2 separate regions of the Mus musculus genome follow, and region 2 is linked to region 1. The links are chromatin contacts, found by Hi-C or POLR2A ChIA-PET in ENCODE. All regions are on one chromosome and are shown on one strand. Each heading gives the region's core, a stretch centred on a gene start or an enhancer-like site at or near the end of the contact. The rest is flanking DNA. Distances are from core to core; before and after follow the strand shown. Region 1 holds the start of Serp2 (stress-associated endoplasmic reticulum protein family member 2). Region 2 overlaps Gm30246 (a long non-coding RNA gene).

Region 1 (4,985 bases), core at 1,658-4,157:
CTGTTTCTTGTCTCAATCTGCTATCTGGGAGAAAAACATTCATTTACCCAAAGCCATTAGCTAATCTGCCCACATACAGTGACAGAGGCTGACAGTGAGCTTGGTTTTTCAACTGGAACTTGCAAAACTGTTCCCATTTACTTAAGTCTATCCAGAATTAGTTACTCCTGTTTGGCCTCAGAAGGGGACAAGGGACTGAGGAGCATGTTTTACATATCAAAGCAGACCTGGCCTCCAGGTCTCCCAGCATCCTTCAATCCCTACCTGGCATAACCTGCCCCCAACCCTGCCAGCCCAGAGGTTGGGCCAGGGCTGTCCTTCTCCCAGAGGCTCTTCCCTATATATTATCCACACATTTTGGTTTCCCCTCTCTCTGTTTCCCTCTCTTTCTTCTGTGTGCACCCTTCCTCTCCCCACCACCCCATGGTGACTTCCGTAGCCTCCTTCTGTGGGGCCAGTGAACTCGCCCAAGAACACCTTCTGAGTAAGCCTGCCTTTAATCAAATCTAATCTGACTTGAATTGGCTCCCTTCACTGACAGAGAAATAACCTAGCAACTTCTACCAGAGTATAACCATGTTGGACTTGTAATTAAAACAACAAGATTCAGGATTTACAGAGAGAAATTTTATTTTCTTTTTGGATGCCGATACACTTACAATACGGCTAACCGAAAGACCCTTCAAAACAACTGAAAACAAACATCTATTGGGGCATGGTTTTGAAGCCTTTCATTACAGAATTAAGTCTGGTCAATTACAGGTCCTCAGAGGCGCCAGGCACTGCTGAGGAGGGCCATCCATGGTATAGCAGAACCTGTCAAGTGCACTTATGCCATACATTAAATATAATTTAAATGTAGCTGGAAATGTTGAGTTGGATTGCAGATGGTGAGTTATATCCACTCCACGGCGGTTTACCATCTTCTTTTCTTATTTTGAAGCCAACAATTTTTTTTTTTTTTTTGCTTTGTTTTAGGCCCTCAACATTCTCTCAAGTTCACAGAGGCTGATGGAGAAAATAGCCCTGCAAATTAGTTCTTGGTGTCCTTGCCCTCGCCCTCACATAAGCTGTCAACTGAGATCATTTTACATCTCTTTTGTTTTTTGTTTTTTCGAGATGGGATTTCTCTGTGTAGCCCTGGCTGTACTGGAACTCACTTTGTAGTCCAGGCTGGCCTCGAACTCAGAAATCTGCCTGCCTCTGCCTCCAAAGTGCTGGGATTAAAGGCGTGCAATACCACTGCCCGGCTTCATTTTACATCTGAACTCAGATTCCTTCGTTCATTAGAAAGAGCCACAGCTGCTTATTCCACTATGTCAGCAAATAGGTCTGCCACCTTGAGAAGGAAGAAATGATCTACTTTGAGCATAAAATAATTGCCTTTAATGCCAACTTGGGCAGTGGCTCCCTGCCCTGACCCAGTAATAAAACCTCATAGGGGAAACAGATTCCTGCGAAAAATATGGTTCCCATTCTATGGCGCCTTGGCATTTTGTCCCCTCCAATCATAGCTAAATGCTCTAGTTCCCCAAAAGAAGGAATTTTAAGGGTTACCTCAGCCTGGGGCTGTGTACAAAGCTCTGAGTAGTTTGACGCCATGGCTTCTCTGCCACAATTCTGCTTGGTTTAACAAGAATTCCGGTGTGATGACTACACAGCCAGCTTTTCCCCTCAGTTAATCAAACCAACATAATTTCTTTGCTAAAAGGCATTGCCTCATCAAGTCTGCGTTTCCAGACAAACCCAAGCTTCGGCTGGACTTCCCCATAATCGTATGGGCTAATAGATTCCAGGCGCCTTTGCAAACCAGTTCTTCGCAACGATGCAAACCCACACAAGCCTTGGATGGTTCAAAGTCACAGGCCTGACATTTTCTGGAGCAGATAACTTGGTTTCCTAAAGGAAATCTCTGCACTTAAGGTACACAGTTTACTTAAGATTCCAGGGGTAAAGCTTTAATACACAGTCTGGGAGCAAAGAACCTCGGGCACTAAGCTGGTCGCTACAGTTACAGCATCATAATGCGCCAGAATCCATACGGTGAATTATAGGCAGTAACGATGCACTCAGCTTTGGCTGAGGCGGCTTCAGTTTGCAAGAGAAAGAGGAGGGTGAAGAGAAATGTAGCTCGGAATCTCACGCCCTACTTTTATACCATATATATAATATATATGTACACACACACACACACACACACACACACACACACACACACAGGGAGAAGAGACAGACGATCACAAAAAGGGTGGAAAGAAAAATCTTAGCATGGGGGTGGGGAGAGAGTCCAGGGGCGGAGCCTGGAAGCTGTGGATAAGTGGCATTCTATCATTCGTTCATCCTTTCGTTCATTCATTCACTTAGTAGGCTCCCAGCCCAGTTGGCTTCACTGGCCCCTAAGATGCAGCTTTTAGCCTTTTTCAAGGACGATGGCTCCTTCTCTTGGGGAGTCTCCACCAACCAGAGCCCTCTCCGCCCACGAGAAAGCAGAGCAGTCTGCGCCCCCCAGAGCCCCGCTGGGTCCCCCAGCCTGCGGGACCCCGGAGGAGGGGCCGGGAGGCCTGGCTCCGAGCCCACGGCCCGCCCGCCCCGCCCCGCTCCGCCCCGCGGGTCCTGCCAGCTCGGCCCGGCCGGCGCCGCCCCCGCCTTACCAGGGTTTTGGCTACGTTTCCCCTCTGGGTGATGTTTTTGCTGTGCTTCTCGTTAGCCATCCGGATCCGCTGTTTGGCCACCATGGCTTGGGCGCTTGGGGATGCTCTCGACTCCCACCTGCAACGATGGCCGGGGTGAGCCGTAGCCGCAGCGCCCCGCGGCTTGCCCGGGCGCTGCAGGTGGCAAGGCACGGCCGAGCCCCGCGCACCCCGCTCCCGGAGCCCCAGCCAGCCGGCTCCAGAGAGAGGCCAGCGCGCGGACGGAAGTAATCTCTCATCTCAGGAAACCCTCTCCGACTTCCTCGCCATCCTTCCGGTCCCCCCAGCTACCTACCCTGCGCGGCCACCGAGGCAGGAGGCGGGAAGCGAGAGGCGGGCGCTGACACAGCGCCGCGCGCCAAGCCCAAGGGCACCGTGGCCCGGGGTGTCCGGGTCCTGAGATCGAACGCTGCGGGGCATAGGGTTCGGGCGACCCGGCGTTTGTGCGTGCGTGGGGGGTGGGGACGCAGCCGCACCCAGCCTGGTGACCTCTGACTGTTTCCTGACCACCTCGGGACAGGCAGGGATTGGGGCGCTGGTGCTTCAAGCTGAAGGCTAGACCCTAGGCATCGAGCGCTGAGTCTCAGAGCTGAGCCTGGCCAGGTTTGGGTAGTACTGTTGGGAAACACCCCAAAAGAACCTGCCCTTTAGGTGTCTGAGGAAACCCCACTTGGCAAGTTGGGTTGTGCAAAAAGAGACCCTTTGTGACATGGGACGAAGAGCCAAGAAGCCTCTTTCTGGTCCCTGAAAAATGTGGATGAGGGTGGAGTTGGACCAGACCTCACCTTGGCAGTGGTGGTCATCACACTAGCAGATTGCCCCAGAAACCACTGAGTGCATAGAGGGCAAAGGGTTCATGAGCCTACAGTACAGGAAGAATGGATGGCCACTGCCCATAACCAAAGTGTTGACCAGGCTTGGACTCTTATCCCCCACTGCCCCACCACCACTACTGTCTTGGGGCATCTTGGACCTTCAGGCATCCCTGTTCTATGGGGTACTAAGTGTGAGCTCCCAGACAGCATTGGGAGTTTCTCTGCAGTGAAAGGACAAAAATCAATATTTGAATATCCAGATGCTGACCCCGAGATTTAGCTAGGGGAGGAGTGGGGGCTGAACCGCTTATCTTTCCTCAACAAATATGGCTCCTTGGAGCTCAGGAGGGACATCTGGAGAAGTGGGAAGAGGTGGTCCAGGGTTAGGACAATACAAAATAGCACTCAAGGGTAAGGAGTGAGAGCTGTGTAGACCAGATATGTCGGATGCATCTCTGATCCTATCTATCTGTGCCTGGAGGATGCTTCAATAGGCTCTGGTATGGGTAGAATTTCTTATGTGGGTAGAAAGCTAGGAAGAGCTCTTTAGGATACGGTTTATCTTAGAGTTTCTGTTGGGATGAAACTCAAGCAGGGCAGAAACCTGGAAGCAGGAGCTGATGCAGAGGCTGTGGAGGGTGCTGCTGACTGGCTTACTTTTTCTGGCTTGCTCAACCTGCTTTCTAATAGAATCTGGGCCCACCTGCTCAGGGATGGCACCACCCACAATGGGCTGGGGCCTCCCCTTCAATCTGTAATTAAGAATATGCCTTACAGCTGGAGCTCATAGTCTCATTTCTCAACGGAGGCTCCTTCCACTCTGAAGACTCCAGCTTGGGTCAAGTTAGACAAAACCAGCCAATATACCCTTCTATCAACTGGTTAGAAATCTCTTCACTTGAATGAGCAGCTACTGGCTTCATTAACAGTATGAGCAGCCACCAACATCACAGGACCACTTAAGTCTGACCTATTCTGGTCCCTGATTTTAAGGACCACTGTGGGGAGCGGTGCGGCTGCAGGACCCGTGAAACCCACTTGTTTACTGCCTTGCCAGAGCATGCACAGTGAGGCTGCATGCGTGGGCTGCCTGCCAGGCTGGACTGTTCCTTGTGGTCAGGACCTGTCAGCCTATCTGTGAACGACCTGAGCTCGTGCCTGGAGCGTGTGTGAATTCTGATTGGATGAGGTGGGGTGGAGCTAGAAGGAGGTGAGTCTGTGCAAATAGTGAAGAGAGGAGTTTTAGCCCTTGCCGTGAGTAGAAGTACTAGAAGAGAAGCTGTTGTAATAGGAGTTGTTTTAGCCCTTGCCCTAAGAAGAAGCTGCTGGGGAAGAGAGCTGTAAAAGAAAAAGCCTGAGTAAAGTTGCTGCTTGAACCCAACTTGGTGTCTGTGTCGTTCGTGTCGCCGCCTCAGAGGACCAACGACAGACCACCACTGGCGTTTAAGTAGGGGAAGTGTTTCCTGAGCAGGGGGGGCTA
Region 2 (4,985 bases), core at 1,564-4,063, 230 kb after region 1:
TTCCCCCAGAGGATGCTCTGGTGGAATTGTGAGTTGGTTTGTCTTTAGGACCTTAGGAGAAGGGATGAATGCTGTTATGTTCCCTCTGGAGAAGAGATTTTAGCAACACAGGGTATAAGATGGTGAATAGGATCAAACCATACATAAAATTCTCCAAGAACCACTAGAGATATTTAGAGTGAACCACCAGCTTGCCTGTCATTTTAGGCCAACACATCTTGATGTAAAATGGTGCTGTGAATACCGTGTAATCGTTCTTTTATTGGCCACGGTGTTAGACAGAGTTGAGTTTACATGCTTTCCCCGCCTATTGGGCCACATTGTGTATTCCCAGTACATTGCAAGTATACAATATACGAAAGCTAGCAGTACTTATTCTACTAAACTATGGGCCTTAGAGTATTAACCAGTGGGTTCATTCTTAACAAACTGCCACAACCTTGACACCTGAAAACAACAGAAATGTCACACACTTCCAGAGACCACAAGTCTGAAGATAGTGTCAACAGATCACATGCCCCGCAGAGGCTGGGGAAGAAATCAGCTCCCACCCAGGTTCTGGAGCCTTGTGGAAGCTGCCAGAATTCCTTGGTGTTCCTTGGCTGTGTCTGCAATCCTTCTATGGTCTTCCTCTGCCCTCATAGTGAAGTCTTCTCTGGAGTGTCTCATATTCTTTAACCATACTTTTGAGGTGTTTAGGGCCCACCCAGGTCACTCCAAGTGATCGCTTTATCTAGAGATCCTTAATAGTCAAATGCTCAGAAATTCTACTGTATAAACCAACAGTCACAGGTTCTAGAGCTTTCCAAACGATTCCTTAGAGGGCATCACTCAGTCTACCATGACCCCTTATGAGGTGACAGACAATCCTGGTTTTCCAGGAATACCTTTCTTTTCTAGTTACAAAAGAGAAAGCAAAGGCAAACAACTATGGTTCCATTTACTAGGCTGCGAGAGGCAGAGGGAGGATTCAGCAACTTTCCTTGTTTTTTAGAGCATTTTGCAAAAAACCAATCTGGTTAATCAAGAATTATGTTGATGAGGACACTCGTGAGTTAAGATTTTCTACATAATTACATACCACCCCCCCCCCCATGAATCTACCTGTGGAGGGTGAAATGGGTATAATATAAGGCCTCCCCCTTGGCTAAGAGGAATATAAAATCTCTAGGTAGTGTGTTAGTCTACGTTTAGTTGCAATACCCAAATACCCGATGCCAGATCATTTGTAAAGAAGAAGGGTGTATTTAGCTCACAGTTCTGGAGTCCCAAGAGCATGGCAGCAGTCTCTGCTTGGCTATGGTGAGGTGCCCATTGTGTATGGCATCCTGATGGTGGGAACACGTGGCAAATGGGGGGCCAGACAGCAGGGAGGGGCTGGTCTGACTCACTACAACCACTCTCTCCAGAACTATCTGGAGTCTCAGGAGGCATTAATCCCTTCTGGTGGCAATGTCCCCAGGAATCTAATCTCCACCCTTATGACTCACCTCTTAAAGGTTCCATTATTCTCCAATATCACCGTACTGAGTCCCAGGATCCCAGTATATGAGCTGGCAAGGGACAAGCTATGTCAAATAATAGCGGATAGGAAACCGAATATTTCCTTAGAGAGAAAAGACAGCACAGTAAATCATTTGTCCAAGGGTGCCATAAAAGGTAATGAAGATGACAATTCTGGGGACCCTCCTGTCCATGGGGTAGGTAGACAGGAACAGCAACTCCCCAAGTGCTTTCAATAGGATGGACATGAGTGGCTGTGCTATCCTGGACCAGGGTCAGTGGAGTTGCCCGCTAACTAATAAAGATTTTAGTCCATGTTAACTAAAGCTATAGCTTTAGTTATTTCTCCTTTTAAAAAGACTTCACACAGAGATACGCCCATGTATCCGAGTCTCCGTTCTAATTCAGGATCAAGAAAATATAGTCCTGTGTTACCTTTGAAGTTTTCAGCCTTCATCTTGAGAAAAGTTTTTCCTTAGATCCTAGGTCCTCCCCAGACAGAGAAGGCAGTGTGACTAAGAGCCTGGTGACATCAAGCTGAGACGCAGCATGTCCCCTGTCCCGCACTCTGTGCTATGTCCTAATTCTCTTGCCTCTCTCATGTGCTCATGTGTGGCTAGGTAGGAAAGTGTGTTTGAGGACTGAATAGTGGACTTGGAAGGATGGCACAGTAGTTAAGAGAACTTCCTGCTCTTGTAGGGGACAGGGTTCAGTTCCCAGCACCCACACCTGGTGGCCCACAACTCCCTATAACTCTAGTTTTAGGGGACCTGACACCTTCCTCTTGCCTCCTCTCACACCTACATGTGTGTGGTGCACATAATCTCTCATAGGCACATAGGCATGCACAGGAATCAAACTCAGGGAGTCCTAGTCCTTGGGTTCCCAGATGGCACCCTATTGTTGGAGCTCCAGTAAGCAGGGAACCAGCAGTTCCCCAATGCTGCCTGAGTAGTTTGAAAGGACTAGAGAAATTCATTTCAGAAATGTGAAAGTATAAAACCTGTCTGTATTCTCGCCCAATTTTCTCGTATCTCTGTCTCCCTCACCTAAAGCTGCTCCCATCTCAGAACTAAAAATTATTCATTAACTGAGATCCGTGAAAGGCTCAGTATGAATAACCGAATATGGTAGAATTTTGGACGCTGTGACAGGAAACAGGAAGCTCAATGCGGGGGCTGTGGGGTCTGTCCTTAAGCTTTGGGGCACTTGCCCAATGACTCAGAGACCACACCTGCCCACTCAGCCTACCCACAAGGCCACTGCTGGGTATGACCAGCTCTGCCGGGCCCATGCCAGCCTGCACATACTTCTTCCTCGGCTGGCAGCTACAGGCCAAGGAGGGTATCTCAGAACCAATGTTTCCTGGCTGAAGGCCAATCTTGATCTAGTGCCTAGGAGGTGCAGAAAGGCAGGGACAAAACATAAAACAATCCAGCTTAGGGGCTGGAGGAATGGCTCAATGCTTAAGAGCCTTTCTTGCTTTGGCAGAGGACCTGGGGTCAGTTGCCAGCACCTATTTTAGCCTCAGGGATCACTTTCTTCTGGATTCTGAGTATGCACAGGTTCGAGTGTGTGCACTCCCACACATACACAGGATGAAAAAATAAAAACAGTGTCTTAAATGAGCCAGCATGAGCAGGTGTCACTCTGCGGATTCAGACTCCATCCCATCTCCTGTAAGGGAAGTATCCCTTTATTCCCATTCAATAACGAGTTATTGAGGGGCAAGTTGGCTCTGCAGGAAAAGGAGCTGGCCACCAAATCTGACAACATGAGTTCAATCCCCAGGATCCACATGGTAGAAGCAAACTCCTTCTGTCTGGCTTCCACATGTGGTTATGGCACACACACACACACACACACACACACACACACACACACAGGATTGCAGGCACACACAGAGGACACTACACACACACTCATAGACAACACTATGCACAGATTCATATATATACACACACACAATGAACTATAAAATGTAAAAACAATGAAAATAAAAACAGGGTTTTTGTTGTTGTTTTTTGTTTGTTTGTTTGTTTGTTTTTTCTGAGACAGGGTTTCTCTGTGTAGCCTTGGCTGCCCTGGAACTCACTTTGTAGACCAGGCTGGCCTCGAACTCAGAAATCCGCCTGCCTCTGCTTCCCAAGTGCTGGGATTAAAGGCATGTGCCAACACTGTCTGGCTTATAAAAACAGTTTTTAATGCACATACTTTACTTATACAAAAATACCAAGAAAAAGGTTACAAACATAATTCTAATAATGTATATCAAAAATGTATAACAGCAGCATAAGGTGATCATACTACAATGGAATATAGGAAGATAAAACTCCAGGTTCTTGGAATAATTGTATGCATGTGCATAATAGCTAGTCTTGGAGCCATGTTTGAGGTATCCAAGAGGGAAGAGCATTCTGAGGTCCTGAGAATTGAAATAGGGGAAGAGTGGCGAGTATAAGTTTTTACTAACTTTTAGTAGAAAATTTCAATTTTCCACTACGGATATACACAGCAGGCCACAGAAGTATTAACAGCGTCCTTGGCTGCCACCAACAGAGAGAAGACTATCTAAACACTATATTCTTGCAGGATTAAGCACACATGTTCTTACCATGACATGAACCTGTTTAGTGCTTACAGTCTAGAGAGCGAATGTGGTTGGGCTTATTTTCTTTGTAACCCTATGCATTTTCTCTGGCACATTTGAATGCAATATTCTGAGAAGGAACCCACAGGCTTCAGCAGACAGCTCAGGAGGCTAAGGGCTTCTAGAATGGAAGCCACCTGTCTGTTTGGTGATACCCAGAAAGCCTTATTGCTGAGCTGGTGTGTAACATTAAGAGGCAAAAAGTGTTCTCTGATTAACTCGTTCGTTTCTTGAACATAATAACAACAGACGAGCCCCCTGGATGGAGTCCCGGAAACTGAACATTTGAAGGCCAGTCATCTCCAAAGTGACTTTTCTCTGCATGCCAGCATGAGTCAGAGAGGATGCTTAAAGTACTCCAGAGACAGAGGACTTGAAACATAGAAGGTATTAATAGAATCCCTCCGACCTTGGGGCTTCAGTTCCTCCCACAGCCTTCCTGGTCACATGTTGGGCATCCCGAGAGGCTGAGCCTGACTGTGTGAGGAAGACTATTGGAGACACTCAGCCGAGTCAGGAGCCCATGTGTTCTGTAGCTGTGACAGGGTCACAGTCCTAAATCCAGTATGAGGGAGTGGAAGGGATTGGTCTGAATTCTTTCTGGGGAAAAAAAAAACAGCTCTGCCATTTGCCACCTGTCCAAAAGTTTGCAGAAGTCCCCTGCAGAGTTTATGTTAATCCCAGGAGTATCACCTTGTTGTTTCACAAGAAAAGTTACCAAGCTTTGCAAATGGCACAGGGTCAAATCAACCAGCTCTTTTGGGAATCTCATGGACCCACGTCCTCTTCTCTGAGATCCATGCATCCCATTTCTCTCCGACTAGTGAGTTAG

What was found. Hi-C counts contacts between places; a loop is a spot of excess contacts on that map. ChIA-PET counts read pairs that join two places held with the same protein, here RNA polymerase II (POLR2A).
Region 2: a loop to region 1 is called in a map of regulatory T cell, with 2.0 times the contacts of the local background. The contact joins the enhancer-like site here to the promoter of Serp2 in region 1. A Hi-C loop is called at or near these places in 1 of 37 maps with a recorded cell type or tissue (regulatory T cell). POLR2A ChIA-PET finds 5 or more read pairs at or near these places in 1 of 5 experiments (Patski).

What each region holds. Positions count from the first base shown.
Region 1 is chr14:76,553,780-76,558,764 of GRCm38, forward strand. Serp2 (stress-associated endoplasmic reticulum protein family member 2) reads right to left here and starts at 2,908. Exons shown (of 3, transcript NM_001160326.1): 1 at 2,652-2,908. The coding sequence starts at 2,735.
Region 2 is chr14:76,785,022-76,790,006 of GRCm38, forward strand. All of the region lies in intron 1 of Gm30246 (a long non-coding RNA gene), which reads left to right. Among named protein-coding and RNA genes, the nearest start is that of Gm30246, 6.8 kb to the left of the region's middle. Within about 2 kb of position 2,814, at least 1 of the 3 ENCODE cell types and tissues checked has a DNase peak (open chromatin) inside an H3K27ac peak, as active enhancers do.